2 separate regions of the Mus musculus genome follow, and region 2 is linked to region 1. The links are chromatin loops, found by intact Hi-C in ENCODE. Cell type or tissue: heart. All regions are shown on one strand. Links, peaks and the distances in the headings refer to the core of each region. The heading gives the core; the rest is flanking DNA. Region 1 has its middle 14 kb from the start of Gm29050. Region 2 overlaps Arid1b (AT rich interactive domain 1B (SWI-like)).

Region 1 (5,374 bases), core at 219-5,218:
CCAATCAGGTGTGGCTCCTGTAGGCTACCATGAAGCCCTCCAATCAGGTATGGCTCCTGTAGGCCACCATGAAGTCCTGCTTGCTTTCCTAACCACAATCTAGAAGGCAAGCTCAGTCCTAAGAGTTGTTCATAAAGTTTCTTTTTAATTTTTTAATTTTTAATTATGTGCATATGCATGTGTTTGAGTGTGGATTTGTGTACGTGAGCGTAGCACCCTTAGAGGATGTCCGATCCACTAGAACTGGTGTTACAAGTGGACTGGACTCTGGTCCTCTTCAAGAGCGGTACAAGCTTCTAACGGCCGCACTCTGTCTGCAGCTTCACAAATGACAAGGTTTTGGTGCCTCTACCTCAACTCCTCTGAATCCAGTTTGTCCCTGATCCTGGCCAGGTGGCCTGTGTTACTACCTCTGCCCTCTCTGGAGCTCCATGGCTCACTCATTCCTCTGCCATGACCTTAGTTATCTATTGTGGTGGTTTGAATATGCTTGGCCCAAGGAGTGGTGCTGTTGGGAGGTGTGTCCTTGTTGGAGGAAGTTGTCACTATCTATGGGCATGGGCTTTGAGAGAGCCTCTTCCTAGCTGCCTGGAAGCAATCTTCTCCTGTTTGCCTTTAGAATGAGACATAGAACTCTCAGCTCCTCCAGCACCATGCCTGCCTGAATGCTGCCATGCCTCCTACCATGATGATAATGGCCTGAACCTCTGAACCAGTAAGCCAGCCCCAATTAAACGTTGTCCTTTATAAGACTTGCCTTGGTCATGATGTCTCTTTACAGCAATGGAAACCCTAGCTAAGACACCTACCTCTCTCATCTTGGGCCATCCTTCAAACCAAGCTTACCTGGGCTCCTCTGGGTGGATTTGATTTTCTTCCTTTTAAACCACAGGAATGGAAGGCCAGCTACCTAGAGAGGTACCAAGTTCTAACTGTGGGTCACAGTTCAAACAGATCTCCCTACTTCAGCATCTCAGTTGCTGAGATTAGCAGAGATGTGTCACCACATGAGAAATGGCTCTCTCTTAATAACAGCCTTGAAAATGTATTCGCAAAACAATAGCCAAAGCCATAGCTGTGGGCATGTCTGTGGAGGAAGGTCTAGATTCCTTATTGACGAAGAAAGACCCAGCCCATTGTGAACAGCTCTGTTGGGTCTCAGGCAATCCATATATCCAGTTTGAGCTCATTTCTGGATATTTGCACAGCCTGAGACCTTGCATCCCAGCCTTTTGTTGATGAGGGATGGTGTAGTCTCTTCTGCAGCTACTTCTTGGCTGGTGAGGACCATCCTGGTAGTCCAGGAAGCTGGAATGCAAGGCAAAAGTGGGGAGGGCCTGGGAGCTAGCAGCATCTGGACGTACGCATGGCCTGAGACCTGACAGACACATGGTCTGGGCCTCTTGGGCTGTTTAAGAAGAAAGAGCACAAAGAGGCAAGGGTCCATCGTGTATCTCTGCTCTAGACTAGGGATGGGATCTGACCAGCTGCCCTTAACCTCTCTCGATGGTAGTCTCTAACCCGTCACCGAAAGCCAAATAAACCCTTCCTGAACTATGCCGCTTTGGGTGGTGATATTTTTTCACAGCAACAGAAACGGAACTAGAAAGCTAGAAAAAAAAAAGACCATCTTTATTAATTTTGTGAATTTAAGCAATATCTTTGCCTACACTTGCCTAGAGATCTAAATAAAATCGTTAAGCAGTTCCTGTTCCAACCCCTACCACAGGGAAGTATTCTCCTTACTGGGTCCCCACCTCAAGCATTGCCTGCCCATGGGCCACTCAGGCTTCCTGGTCACGGAGACCCTCAGTGTTGGTCAGCTCACAGTCCCCATACCCGGATGCACGCTGGGCATATCTGCTATGTTTGAGGTGAGACTTTGAAAGTCGTTGTAAAGTCCCACCCCTCCTTCTTATAACCTATTTTAGAAACAGGGGCATTTTAGATATAATCAAATTCGGGTGAAGTTATATTTGATTATTTGCAACAACTACTGTACTAACAAACAGAGAAGCATAGATCTGCCCAGGGACAATGCCGCATGGAGACCGACATAGGACAACTGCGGTGAAGGGTCTTCTAGTGAACCTCCCTGGAGCCTTCAGAGTGCTCTATGAACACCTTGACTTTGGATTTGCATCCACTAGAAACAAGAAATAATTCATTTCTGAAAATAATACGATCTCTAAGCCTCTCAGTTTGTAGCACTTCAGCGAAGCTGCCCCAAATGAGCATCCCTGCTCCTGTACACCAATGCAGGGTGCTTGGCACACCAGCTGGGCTTGTTGAGCAGGTCACTCACAGACCCACTGGGGCCTTGGGACAGGCAGTCATCCTGTCGCGCTTTTCGGACGCCCCACGAGGACATTCCGAGTAAGCTACGCCTTCCCTGTCAGTTGTGTCCCCCTTTATCATTGTGCCCAGGTTTCTCCCTGTGTTTTCAAGGGCACAGCGCGGACTTCCTGATATAGCTGCAAACGCCAAGTGTCATTCAGGCTTTCTGCCAGCAGAGGGCGGACGAGCTGCGGGCTGGCTGCTGCTGCTGTGGATATACTACGTGGGGCTTCGGGCCAGGACACCACCGCGTTAAGACAAGGGATGCTGTCCCAGCCCGGAGGCCAGGGCCTCTGGCTGTGCTCTGCTCTTTCCGTGAACCCTGAAAATTAAGTCCAGTAGAGCATTCTAGAGTCGCCCAAGACACATTCAACTCTGATCGTCCTATGCGCCCGGTGGTCACACTGCTGAGCAGTTCTTGACCACACCCCAGATCTTCCGCACAGGCCACTCCAAGCGTGGGTGTAGGTACTGCCGGAATCCATGACCTGGAGAGAAGGGTGGGCCGTGTCCTCCCAGGACAAGCCTCTCTGGCGACACTCCGTCACCCTGCTGAGTTTGGGTTCCCTCTCATCTCATGCTCCCGCAGTATGGAGAAGCCTCTTCCATAGTCAGTAACAAATCTGTAGGGCGAAGGCCTTTGCCACCAGAGTGGTGCTTCCCTTGGGATCTCTGTGAATGACTATCACCTTGGTACAAACAACTTCATGTTCCAGCCAAAATAAATGGGGGTGGGGAGGGATGTCAAGCCAAACTAACAGCCACCTGAAACCCCATCTTTACTCCATCAGTAATAGTACTGACATTTTGCTATGCGTGCCCCACATTCTCCTGTCACTTGCACGTGTGGGTGTCTGCTCTCGACACTGTAATTTGCTTTTCCAACAAAGGGCACTGAAGGGACACTTGAGAGTCCCAAAAAGAGCTGTTGGGGTAGCTTATATGGCAAAGGTGCTTGCCGCCAAGCCTGGTCCTCGTTCCATCCCTGGAATCCATGTGGAACCCCTGGAACAGACTCTGACCTGCTCACTTGAGACATGGCATATGGGTACATATGCAGAAACACAACCACACAACCACACACACACACACTAATGAAATTAAAAAAAAAAAAAAAGAGCTGTCCACTCTGAAAGGAAAGGGAGTAGGCTGGCTGGCAGGCCAGGGACTGTCCCTGTGAGCCTGTCACCCTGAGTCATCTGAGGGCTTGTCCCTAAAGTAGGGCTTTTTTTTTTTTTTTTTTAGGAAAATCCAATTCCTATCCCTGCCTGGTCCCTCTGCAGCTCCTGGGTGTCTTTATCTGGTATGAATTTAAATCTGAAAAGATGTAAAAGAACTCTGTATTGACACACAGAGAACTCCACACCTCTTTTTCCTCACGCTGGCAGAGAGCCGTGGAGGGGTGGGAGGGTGACTGCCTCCCCCAGACAACATTCAGTGATGCCTGGCTGGAGACATTTTAGTTGTCACGACTGGGGAAATGCCATGGCTGCTGGCGGGTAGAACAGAACCCACTCCCCTAGCCCCCCAAAAAGAGAATTGGTCACTCCAAATGTTGACAGTCTCGAATTGAGAAATATTATTCCAGGTATTCCTAGACACTCCCTTAGGGCCCAAGAGACCTTAAACCTTGATCTAACTCGGTACCGCCAGGTAACAATGGCCTTGACCCAGAACCCCCAGGCCTTGTCCCTTGGCCCAGGACATAAAGAGTTGGTGATGAAGGCAGGCAAAAGGTTGCAAGGCAGGTCTGCCAGGCAGTGTGTGGGTGTCGGGGTGACTGTCACTGGGGTTGGCTTCCTGTTTCATCCTCTTTATTGCGCATGGATTCAGGCCAGTTCCTAAGGTACTGCAGGAAGATGGATCTCATCCCAGGAGTCTTTTCTTCCCAGGTGCTCTACGCAGCACAGCACCAGCAAACCTTCCTTACCCCGAACGGCACTTTGAGAGCTCAAAGGAGCCAAAGGAGCCTTGGGTGTTTTCATTTGCAACCGTCTTCTTTCCCAGGTAGGAGTCCAGTCTGGGTTCATGCAAGGCCTCAATGCCTCAGTTTCTTGGTTAGTAAATTACAAGTAATAACATCTGCCGTCTGCCTCGGGCACTTTCACACACATTATCTCTCCAGCTCTCAACACCCTGGGAAGAGAGCGGCTCGCCCACTCGAAGGCACCTGGGCTCTGACTTCAGGTACCTTTCCCCAAGCTACAGGACCAGCAGAGCAGGTTCTGAGGAAGGCAGGCAATATAACTCGATTCCCTCACGCTGTGAGCAGGCTGCATGCGCCTACCACTAGGTCTTGGGTCTGCTGCCAGATTGAATCACTTATAACCCCCTGCAAAATCAAGATGCCTTAAAACTCTAGTGTTTTTTGCTCCTGAGATGCTCAGATACTACCGTGGAGGGTCTTTTTACTGCAGAATCTGAGAGTCTTGGTCTTGAGTACACATCTCTCAACCATTTGTGAGGCTCAGGATGAGTCTGTTCCAAGAAATGTTCAAAGGGTTAGCATGAGGCCCAGTTAGAGTGACTGGCAATCACACACTAGGCCTTAGGGCTCAGTCTCTAGCTACAGCACAAAACTGGGTGCGGTGACACAGCTTGGAACAGCAATGCTCAGGAGGTAGATACTGGAGAGGAGGCAGGAGTTCAAGGGCATTCCCCAGCCTTGTGTACATGAGATCTTGCGGGTGGGCTCGGGGGTGGGGGTGGGAGTGAGGGCAGGATGTCAGAAAAGGTTGATGCCTGTCAATCTGCTGCTCCAGAATCTTGAGTTTGGAGACAGCCTGGACTAGAAAGACCCCACTATCCTCCTGGTGCTATGATAAAATATCATGACCCAAAACAACTTATAGAAAAGGAGCTTATTAAAGACTTGTGTTTCCAGGGGGGGGTGATAGAAGCCCATCCCGGTGGGAGGGAGGGATGTCACTGAGTGGCAGTGTGACAGAGAGGACAGAAGCCTGAGAAACCATGTAATAGCATCAAACATGAAGGAGAGAGAGAACTGGAAAGGGGTGTAAGGCTACAAACTCTCAAA
Region 2 (5,374 bases), core at 276-5,275, 400 kb after region 1:
CAGGGATAAATACCACCTAACTGATGGGGCAGCCTCGTCCTCGACCGTACCCTGAAGCAAGGCAGAGAACGCTCACTCGGGAAAGCAGGGAGGCAGAGTTAAGGGCATACACCCTGGGGTCTGTCAGAAAGGCTACACTGAACTGAAGGCCTTCAGCAACCAGCCTGCCAGCAACATTCCCAAAAACGGAAAAGCAAATTCCTTTCAGGATAGAGAAAACAAGTACCCACGCCTGACAACTAGGACCCCTAGCCACGGCCCTGCTGGACCCCTAGCCATGGCCCTGCTGGACCCCTGACCATGGCCCTGCTGGACCCCTAGCCATGGCCCTGCTGGACCCCTAGCCATGGCCCTGCTGGACCCCTAGCCATGGCCCTGCTAGACTCCCAGTCACAGCCTGCTAGACTCCATCAGGAGAGAGTGTCTCATTATGGTCACCCTTCCTTTAACCCTAAACCATCCCAGAACTAAAGAGAACACGTGTGCCAGTCCCTGAATCCGCTTCCTCAGAAAACTACCTACTTGGCAAGACTTTCTACCTCCACTTCCAAGGTTACCCATAGCTCACTAAGGCAAAGTGAATTTATTATTTAAAATTACATATAAACAGCAAAAAGAAAATCTATGGATTCTTAATTCAGTTGGTAATGCTTCAAAACTTAGATATCAACTCCTAGATCAATGTTGGGATTCCCAATCATTTCTGAAGAGTAAATGAACTTCTGAGACACCCACAACAGAAAGCCAGAAACCCACATTGAGAATATGGAACTGTCTCCGCTAATCACTGCACCTGGCTTTCTGAGGTTTATTTCAGGACCTGGAGCAGTGGCTGCCGTACTGCTCAGCCAGCGTGCATTATCTAAACAGTTCCCAGAAATACCCAGCCAGCTAAGGCGCTTCCCCAATAGACTTGTTCCCTGTTTCCAAAAGTCTGCGTGAGGCAGAAAGCTGAGAAAAAGAAGAGACCATTCTGTATAATGATTCGATTTTCCAGTTTGGGTTTTTATCCTCTGTAACGGAGCAACATTTTGCACTGGCGCAAAGCCAGTGACTGACTAGAAGGACCGGGAGATGGCATCATCTGCCACAGCACAGCAACCTGCAATTCCTTGCATTGTCACAATCCACTCCTCCCAGGTCCCATCCCCGGCCCCCCCAAATCAGGCCACTACTCTGCAAAACCATACAGTTGCCATTCACACCGCTAAAATGAGCCAGTTCTAAGCCCAAGGCCCCAAACACTCATGGTCCAGGTATCAGGGCAGGCCCTGGCAGCATCAGCATCACCCAAAAGGGAGCAATAGGGGCCCTACACAACTGCCTGTGTCTACGCAGCACTGGCTAAAATGTGGGTGTTCTATAAATAACTTGCTGCTAGGAGGGTGTCTGGGGCAGCCACATACCTCATAGCACACATAAATGCTAATGTTCGCATCTATGTTGCTGCTTCCCAACACAGTGGAAGGATCTGATATTGTCTATCCATAACTCAAGAGCTAACTACATTACAAGATCAGCAGTGTTAAAATATATAAACATGTGTGTGCCACACCTCTCTGTCACACACACACATATACACAAACCTACTTGTCCATAGGAAAGGATCTAACCACATGGCCAAAATATATCATATACAAAAAGAGAAGTAAATAAATCTTTAAAAAGAGCGAGAGGTTGAGAGAGAGAGAGTAATCATGACAGCTTATTTCCACATCCAATCATACAACACCCCAGGTTTCTCCCTTATGATACCATGGCCAATGATGACATGATCACACATCTCCAGAAAAAACCAAATCCACAATCTCAACGTTACAAAAGAAGTCAACCGATTAATAAGATTAAAAAGAAAAACATCACAGGTGCCCGAGTGGAACCTGAGGAAGGCTTTTTACTAATAAACTATGACATGGCATTTTTGAAAAAAGCCTAATTATAACATGCAGTGAGAGGCAGCAAGGTCAAAGTTTGACACAAAGCAGAGAAAAAGCAACTCCTCTTTGCTATTTACAAAGGAGAAGAGCCTGAAGAGAAGCCAGCATGAATGAGATACCCCCTAGTGCTACCCAACCATGCCTACAAACCGTTAAGCAGCAAGTTCTATACTGTCGATGCCTCACCAGTGTAAGAAGATGCACATCTAAACACTTGTCATTTTCTAGCAATCTATTCCAAAAAAGAAAAGGTGTGGTCCTGTTATCCAGGATTTTCTAGATTTCATCAAACTCGACTCCCTTCCAGAATAGCTTAATAAGAGAGAACTTTTGCCTGGCTCTCACGTTCGTATTTCCTCAAGGCCAGAATGCTGAGAGAGCACCCTAAAGGTCAGCACAGGCTGCCCCTTGTCCACTGACAGGTCACTCCAGAGTCTGCTGCCTTTAACAATGGACACCATTGTCTGCCGTGGATGCTCAGCCTGGCCTGGAAGTAAACATCACTGTAAGAAACAATTTCGTTTCCCCATTAGTTATCTGTCATGCTAGCAGTAGCCTCCTAACATACTTGGCACTCACCCATACGGAGCTGACTTTGGAAACAACGTGCTGGGTCCTACTTACAGTTAAGTCAACTTCAAGAAAGAGTTGGCTTAAAATTGTTCCGAATGAGTAGAGTTCTTGCCCAGCACACACAAAGCCCTGGGTTCAATCCCAGGGACACACAAAATCTACTATACTAGCAGCCGATACTGGCAACCCTGGCACACAGGGGGATGAGTCAGAAGTTCAAGGTCATCGTCTGCTACATAGCAAGTTCCAGGCCAGCCTGGGAACATCCAACTGCCTCTAAATTTAAGATAATAAGAATAATAATAACAAACCTTCAAAAGTAAAGTACATTTGGTGAAACCTTACTGAAGCCGTGCGTAATTACACTCCAGTAAATTCACTTGGTGTAAACGGTGAGCCATGACAGTAAATGTATATCAATAACATATTTGTTCAAATGGAAGCACAGGTAATCTGAACAGATTCCTAAGGACACTCAGGTAGTAACTAATGATACCTGAATCTGTTTCTACTCATTGAGCTTCTAAGAGAAAAAAGAAAAAAAAAAAAAAGCCACTGAAGTACATCAAGGTTTCCGACGCGTGTTAATTATTCAGTCACCTAATTAAACCAAAAAGGGTCAGTTAGTCTTATGCAAATAGCCTCCAAACCGGGCCTAACTGTACTGCGAAATATTCTGCATCTGTGATCCATAAACACCTTGGTGTGTGCAGCTCTGCACAGTGCTCCTCCCCCACACCACAGGGAACAAGGGCTGAGCCTTGGGATTCCTCAGCCTCAAGCACGCATCCACAGCTCCAAGCATGCATACAGCAATTGTGCACACACAGCATTCACACATACAAAGTAATGAGCGCACACACAGCAAGCTTGTACATACAACAAACCTGCATGCACAGCGAGCTTGCATCCACAGCTCCAAGGGTGCATCCACAGCAAGCACGTAGCATGCTTTTCCCGGGCCACAGAGAACCACAGAAGCCTCTTGGAAAAGAGCACTCCTCTGAAAAGGCACACACAGGCCACAATGCCCCAGTTCCAAAACTTCCTATGGCCCCTTAAGTAAAAATAGTTCTGCTATAGTGCCATAAAAATTTCAAAACATCTATTTTGTAAATGTAAATATTACACAAAAAATTAATGGGATTCTTATTAATATTCATTTTCAGCTTTCCATAAATCTGTTGTTTTAAGTAACACACAGCAGTTCTATCAAACATAAATATCACATTTACAAAATCAAAGTGGCATGAGTCACAAAATAAGGCTCAGAACACAGGGCTCCAGGACCTGGGCAGCAACAAGCAACAGCTGGACACAGCAATAGCAAAAAAAAAAAAAAAAAACCAGCAATAGGCCAATAGGCCAATAGGCCACCTCCCTAAACCTGCCGAGACCCAAGTGCATCTGCGCTGCTCCCAGAACAAGCTGGGAAATTTCATAGACCCAGTAAAATTTTAAGTCACCGCTGCTGGGAAAATACAGGGTTAAATAATAGAAAGGATCCTGTTCTAGGTTTGCCGATGGTGACAGTAACATTGGTGTGCAGCCTAGGGAATCGATGCCGCTGCCCTATCAGAAGTCACCTTTGCACATACACCAGCCCAAGTTATAAAGGAATATATGCTCCCTTAATAAGAGAAACAGAACTGAAAACACCACCCCCGTTACACTGATTTCTTTATAAGGTGACTGTGTGCTGTGCGGTAAGATTACTAAACCTTCCCGCAGCTAGTCCTGTATTTTTCAAATTAGTTCTCAGAGCAGAATTACTGGTATTCTCGGAGCACACTGAAGACGTTGCTCTCTCGGCTTCAGTGAGGAAGCAGGATATTGGTTAGAGTGCATTGGTTAATGTGTCCAAGCGTGCTCTGGGTTATACCCATATCCAGGACACATTTCTCACACGATGCGATGCGGACAAAAATACAGTGACCAAAAGCCTGGCCAAAAATGCATCCTTAACTACAGACAGACAAAACCAAAAGGAAAACAGGAGAAAGGTTATTTCCAGTTAGAATAAAGGGAAGAGCATATGCCAGGAATAAATCTGACTTAATATTAATGTGAGTTTAATTTTCTACTCGCTGTCTTAAAACTATTATAAAAATAGTCAAAATTAAGTAATAGAAAAAAATCAAGGTACCTAACATAACTGATTTTGAGTTACAAATATTTTCATCCCATACAACAGAACACACAAACACACACACATCCTACATTTTTTATATGGGGGGGGGGTGTTTTTATTTCTTAAATAATAGGCCTTTTTGTATGAGCCATGGCTACTAAATTCACCCAACCAGATAACAGTCATCTATACCTAGGCAAATATACAAATGTAGGCCATCGTGGCATCTTGATAAGATCTGAAGTACCAAGCAACCTAAGGTTTGTGGAAGAGGGGATGGACTGACCTTATAAGACACTATATCTTAGCTTCATTTTAAGAAATAAGGAAGAATCCTGGGGCTTCCTGCCTTGTAACCCTAAACTAGCTTACACTTTACTATATCTATAAACTAAAAATAAAATAACATACACAGAATTCAAGACAAATGTATACTTACTAAAAGTTTACATATGTGAGCAGTCCTTAGGACTCCTTTTGAGACTGGCTCTATCTAAATACTTACATTTAAAAAAAAAATCATAAACTGGCTTATTTCAATCTTTAAAAGACCTCTTTCAACAACAGGCAGGTTTTATTCCCAGTAACAAAAAAATAAAAAATAATAAAAAAAAATTGCCATCCAACACAAACCATTTGCCTAAAATCAAAAATGAAACTAAATGTATTAAAAGCCAAAAACAGATTTATTTTTCCATTATTTAATATGACTTTGTAATTTATGACCTATAGC

What was found. Hi-C counts contacts between places; a loop is a spot of excess contacts. Peaks named below come from ENCODE experiments on the same cell type or tissue, not always from the same donor. Only the 100,000 strongest peaks of a DNase experiment are listed, where the experiment ranks them.
Region 2: it touches region 1 in a loop (2.2-fold over the local background); 5 of 42 quality-filtered maps call a loop at or near these places.

Annotation. Positions count from the first base shown.
Region 1 is chr17:5,394,766-5,400,139 of GRCm38, reverse strand. No RefSeq gene overlaps it. Among named protein-coding and RNA genes, the nearest start is that of Gm29050, 14 kb to the left of the region's middle. In heart, for the core only: CTCF peaks have their summits at 2,302 and 2,505 (motif pointing right); a DNase peak (open chromatin) is centred at 2,539; H3K4me3 peaks cover 288 bases; H3K27ac peaks cover 377 bases; H3K27me3 peaks cover 490 bases.
Region 2 is chr17:4,999,016-5,004,389 of GRCm38, reverse strand. The region is part of intron 1 of Arid1b (AT rich interactive domain 1B (SWI-like)); the gene reads right to left. Among named protein-coding and RNA genes, the nearest start is that of Arid1b, 6.6 kb to the right of the region's middle. In heart, for the core only: no CTCF peak of the experiment used is centred there; DNase peaks (open chromatin) are centred at 1,219 and 2,519.